Linked DNA regions of Homo sapiens: region 1 is linked to region 2. Evidence: read pairs that join two places in POLR2A ChIA-PET (ENCODE). Cell type or tissue: Panc1. All regions are shown on one strand. Each heading gives the region's core, and the rest is flanking DNA. Links, peaks and the distances in the headings are about the cores only.

Evidence for each region. Peaks named below come from ENCODE experiments on the same cell type or tissue, not always from the same donor. Only the 100,000 strongest peaks of a DNase experiment are listed, where the experiment ranks them.
Region 1: POLR2A ChIA-PET joins it to region 2 with 5 read pairs; 1 of 35 experiments calls an interaction of 5 or more read pairs at or near these places.

What each region holds. Positions count from the first base shown.
Region 1 is chr11:77,247,867-77,250,782 of GRCh38, forward strand. The region is part of intron 11 of GDPD4 (glycerophosphodiester phosphodiesterase domain containing 4); the gene reads right to left. Among named protein-coding and RNA genes, the nearest start is that of GDPD4, 52 kb to the right of the region's middle. In Panc1, for the core only: no CTCF peak of the experiment used is centred there; a DNase peak (open chromatin) is centred at 1,755.
Region 2 is chr11:77,194,613-77,197,528 of GRCh38, forward strand. It overlaps MYO7A (myosin VIIA), which reads left to right. Exons shown (of 49, transcript NM_000260.4): 33 at 2,869-2,916. Among named protein-coding and RNA genes, the nearest start is that of MYO7A, 68 kb to the left of the region's middle. In Panc1, for the core only: CTCF peaks have their summits at 1,324 (motif pointing right) and 1,536; a DNase peak (open chromatin) is centred at 1,339.

The DNA of each region.
Region 1 (2,916 bases), core at 217-2,716, 53 kb after region 2:
CATGGAGAAACCCTGTCTCTACTAAAAATACAAAATTTAGCCGGCTGTGGTGGCACATGCCTGTAATCCCAGCTACTTGGGAGGCTGAGGCAGGAGAATCGCTTGAACCGGGAGGCAGAGGTTGCGGTGAGCCAAGATCGCACCATTGTACTCCAGCCTGGACAACAAGAGTGAAACTCCGTCTCAAAAAAAAAAAAAAAAAAAAGAAAAGAAAGAAAGAAATAGAAGGACAATTAAACCTGTCCAATGATGCCACATCAAGGAAACATTCCACTGAATAGACGATTCTGATAAGAACTAACTGTAACTACATGTGAACAACAATACAATTTTCTTTTCTTTTTTTTTTTTTTTGAGACGGAGTCCTGTTCTGTCGCCCAGGCTGGAGTGCAGTGGTGCAATCTCAGCTCACTTCAACCTCCGCCTCCCAGGTTCAAGTGATTCTCCTGTCTCAGCCTCCCAAGTAGCTGGGATTACAGGCATGCACGATGACGCCCAGCTCATTGTTGTATTTTTACTAGAGACAGGGTTTCACCACGTTGGCCAGGCTGATCTCGAACTCCTGACCTTGTGATCCACCTGTCTCGGCCTCCCAAGTGCTGGGATTGCAGGCGTGAGCCACCATGCCCGGCCAACAATACAATTTTCTTGTTGATATGGGCACCACCACATCTACCATTAATTGCATTACTATAAAAAAATCAGATCACCAGAGTACTACAACCACTTAAGTAGTGGGAGTATCTAACAATCCTGTCTTTTTCCATGTCCCAATATAAAACTATTACTTTGAGACCATTGTCAGAAGAACATCTCTTTCTTCTCTATGGCACTTTCCCTGTACATTTATTTATTTATTTTTAATTTTTATTTTTCTTGAGTTTTGTTCTTGTTGCCCAGGCTGGAGTACAATGGCACAGTCTCAGCTCACTACAACCTCCACCTCCCAGGTTCAAGCAATTCTCCTGCCTCAGCCTCCCGAGTAGCTGGGATTACAGGCACCCACCAACATGCCCGGCTAATTTTTTTTTTTTTTTTTTTTAGTAGAGACGGTGTCACCATGTTAGCTAGGCTGGTCTCGAACTCATGACCTCTCCCCTATAAATTTAAATATTAGAGGCTGGGCAAGGTGGTTCACAGCTGTAATCCCAGCACTTTGGGAGGCCAAGGCTGGCAGATCACAAGGTCAAGAGATCGAGACCATCCTGGCCAACATGGTGAAACCCTGTCTCTACTAAAAATACAAAAAATTAGCTGGGCGTGGTGGTGTGTGCCTGTAGTCCCAGCTACTCGAGAGGCTGAGGCAGGAGAATCGCTTGAAGCCGGGAAGCAGAGGTTGCAGTGAGCCGAGATCACGCCACTGCACTCCAGCCTGGCAACAGACCGAGACTCCATCTCAAAAAAAAAAAAAAAAAAAATTAGCAAGCTACTTTGCAAAAAGAACCACAAGAAGAAATGTACTACAGACAAATTGTTTTTCGAAGCCTCAGAAGGTTCTATCGCACATTATCAAATTACAGCTCATATGAACGTTACTATATTGATTCAAAAAATAACCAAATAGACTTCTGGTTTCTGGTTCCACATGTAAGGAGCTTGGAAGCTGTCACTCCATCCTAACAACAAGTAAAAAGTTGAACAGAATGAAAAATCAACAACTCTTATTGGATCTGTAATAGAGGTGAGGACACAGGGCAAACTGCTGCCCAGAAAATTGGAGACACAGGTGAAAGGAGATGAATCATAGCTTACCAGAATGAGCCTAACAAATGGAAACCACTAAGGAAACCAGTGCTCGGGTAGGAAAACTTGAACCATCACTGACAAATTCCTGGAGGATTAGTGTGGACAAGTCTGAGAGTTAAAAACTCAAGGGGACACCTTGAGATACGTGATTATGTTGCTTATTTGAAATCTTTCTACGTTTTTTGATGTAGGCATTTATTGCTATAAACTTCACTCTTAACACTGCTTTTGCTATATCCCATAAGGTTTGGTATGTTGTGTTTCTATTTTCATTCATTTCAAAAATTTTTTAAATTTCCTTAAGTTCCTCATTAACCCACTGATCATTCAGAAGCACGTTGTTTAATTTCCATATATTTGTACAGTTTTTAAAAAGTATAACATCTTATTTGTAAAAAGCTTAAATTTGACATAAAATTTTATAAACACAGTATTATCTGATTTTTACATTTTCTCTTTTATTTGAGCCAATAAAATTTATTTTTTTAACTTTTATTTTAGATTCAGTGAGTACATGTGCCGGTTTGTTACCTGGGTATATTGCATGATGCTGAGATTTGAAGTATGAATGAACTCATCACTCAGGTACTAAGCTCAGTACCTAATAGTTAGTTTTTCAACCCTGGCCCCCTTCCTCCTTCAGTAGTCCCAATTTTCTATTGTTGCCATCTTTATGTTCATGTATATCTAATATTTAGCTCCCACTTATAAGTGAGAACATGCAGTATTTGGTTTTCTGAGCCTGTATTAATTCACTTAGGATAATGGCCTCCAGCTGCATCCATGTTGCTGCAAAAGACAGGATTTCACTCTTTTTTATAAGTGCATAGTATTTTGTGGTGTATATACTTGTACAGTTTTGAAAGTTCCTCTCATTGATATCTAGTGTTATTCCATTGTGGTCAGAAAAGATACTTAATATGATTTCAATTATTTTAAATTTGTTGAGATTTGTTTTGTGGCCTTACACATGGTCTGTCCTGGAGAATGTTCCATGTGCTGATGAAGAGAATGTGTATTCCATAGCTATTTTATGAAGTATTCTGTAATTGTCTGTTAGGTCCATTTGGTCCAAGTACAGTTTCAATCCAATGTTGATCTTTTGTCTAGATGATCTGTTCAATGCCCATAGTAGGATGTTAAAGTCACCAACATTTACTGTGTTGGAAT
Region 2 (2,916 bases), core at 274-2,773:
GCTGCGGGGGATGGGATGGCACCTTCCAGTGGCCCTTCCTTCATTGGACATCAGCTCACTCATTCTCCTTCCATCTGTGTGCCAGGCACACAGAGGGAATCAGACTTAACCTTGCAGCCTCTGTGGGGCCATGGGTATTGGGGCCCCTTTCCTGGTCTTGTGCCAGCCCCTCATTGGTGTTATAGCTTCCAGAGCTGCAGCTCAGGAGTGGCGGTGGATGCTAGACAGAGCTTTAGGAATTGTACCTCCTTTTTCCTAAAAGAACTCCAGCCCAACTTCCCGCCTGGGGAGCTTTAGGGACAGGCCCCCTTGACCCTCTTGCTTGGAGCCCAGGCCCATGACCAGCCATGAGTGGTTCCCTCCCAAGCTAAGAGCCTGGCCAGGTAGAGCAGGGGTATCCAGATGGGGAGAAGGTGGGAGCACTGGCTGCTGGTAGGGGACCCAAGGCCGCCTCATCTCCATGGCCCTGGCTGTGCAAGAGAATTGCCCCCGTACATAAGTCGAGGGCTCCATAGTCTGAGGGCACCACAGACCCGGATCTCACCCCTCCACCTCGTGGCCTCCGTCCTCACCCGGGAGCCCTGTGCCACCCTCCACCTGACCGTGTGCCTTCTCTGGTCAGCTCCCCGCCAGCCTCTGCCTCTCCCTGAGTCCTGAGTGCTCCCTGCGCCAGCCTGCTTCCCCCGAGGCCCGAACCCCCCCGAACCCCACTTCAGAGGAGGAGCGTCTCCTCCCTGCCACCCCTCTGTCCCTCAAGTGAGAGCCCTGCCCTTCATCCTCAGGCACCTCCTCTCCCTTGGCCCTCACATGCCGGCAGCCACTGCAGCCTGTCCAGCTAACTCCCAAACAGCTGCAGCCTCCACCCCCACCTCCCTGAGGGCCTCCTCGGGGCTCACTGCCATTGTGGCATATGGTACGTCCTGGGTGGGGTGCTATTATTATGCATTCATTTTATTTTGGGCATTTGTCATGTGCTGGGCACCATACCAGGACCTGGAGACACAGCCCTTTGTGGGACAGACATGGTTTCTGCCCTTTGGAGCCCACAGCTGAGCTGGGTCTCTCCTGGACTGGAGCTCCTCAGAGTGTCTGTCCCAGAGCCCTGGGCCAGGCCCCACATAGAATGGACAGTTGTGAATCACAGTTTTTGTAGGGTGGGAGGGTGCATTGTTCATTTTCTAGGTCTGCCATAACAAAGTGCCACAGACTAGGTAGTTTCAACAACAGAAATAAATGTATTTCCTTCTAGTTCTGGAGCCTGGAGCTCCGAGATCAAGGTGTCAGCAGGGGCTTTCTCCTGAGGCTTCTCCTCTCGGCCTGCAGATGGCTGTCTTCTCCATCTGTCACCACACAGTGATGTGTGCACATGCACGTCTGAGTCCAAATATCCTGCTCTTAAAAGGGCACGGGACATATTGGATTACAGCCCACCCAAGATATCTCATTAGTGACCTCTTTAAAGACCTTATCTCTGGGCCAGGCGCGGTGGCTCACGCCTGTAATCCCAGCACTTTGGGAGGCCAAGGCGGGCGGATCATGAGGTCAGGAGTTTGAGACGAGCCTGGCCAACATGGCAAAACCCCGTCTCTACTAAAAATGCAAAAATTCACCAGGCGTGGTGGTGGGTGCCTGTGATCCTAGCTACTCGGAGACTGAGGCAGGAGAATCACTTGAACTCGGGAGGCGGAGGTTGCAGTGAGCCAAGATCCTGCCATTGCACTCCAGCCTGGGGGACAAGAGCAAGACTCCTTCTCAAAAAAAAAAAAAAGGAGCTTATCTCCAAATAGGGTTACATTCTGAGTTGCTGGGGGTGAGGACTTTAATACGCAAATATGGTAGGTTGGGGAAGGAAGCACACAATTCAGTCCATAACAGGTGTTTTGAAAACATCTTATTTTGAAATAATTTCAAAGTTATGGAGAAATTGCACGTTCAAAAAAGTAGGACTGCTATGTGCACTTCACTTCCCAGATTCACTGGGTGATAGCCACACTTGCTCAGTGATTTGTCTCTCTGCCTACATATGTATTTTCTCTGAGTCATTTGAGCTTGGGTTGGTGACATTGAGCTCTTTGCCTCTGAATTCTCACCGCTCTCAGGATGGCACCCCTCATGGGCTCTCATGGGTGGAGATGGGGCCGTCTGTGAGCTGGCATACACATCCACCCTTACCTATGCCTGTGTCTACATTCTATAAAAACCAGGATTTCACTCTGACCCCTCCAATGCTACCCCAGAACCCCAGAGTTCTCACTAGGGCTTGGGGGAATATTTTTAGAGAAACACAATGCCGGTGCTTTTGTATCTTACCAAGAGCACAGCAGCACCCCTCACGGATCACCTCACCTCCAGGCTCCAGTTCTCCCTTGACACACTGATCTTTCTAACTCCCAGATTCACCAGATCAGTTTCTTGCAGTTGTGGCTGCACTCACAGTCCCCCAGGACCTGGCTCCGCACGCTGTGTCCCCATTCCCTCTCTTCCCCGTCTGCCCTGCCCACGCCTCTGCTGCACCAGCACACGCCTCCTACTGACCCCAGGGCCTTGGGCCTCCCACATGCTCTGCCTGGAATCCTTGCTTCCCTGTCTCTGCTGAACTGGGAACTCCCTGGAGGGGCAGCTATGCTTTCTCTGACTTTGGGCCCCAGCACCTGCATAGAGCTGGCACTCAAAAGTGCTCGCCGATGTTGACGAATGAGAAAGGTGGGGACAGGGTGGCTGCAGACAGATGGGAGCAGGGCAAGGCCACGATGCACAGGAGGTGCAGGAGCCCCAGGCTGCTCCTGGCTAGAAGGCAGCAGCAGCTGATTTTTAGAGCAAACTCACTCGTATGTTGTCTTCTGTCCCTCTGTCCCTCTCTCCTTCCAGGGGATTTATGCCCAGAGGAGAACTGATGCCCAGAAGGTCAAAGAGGAT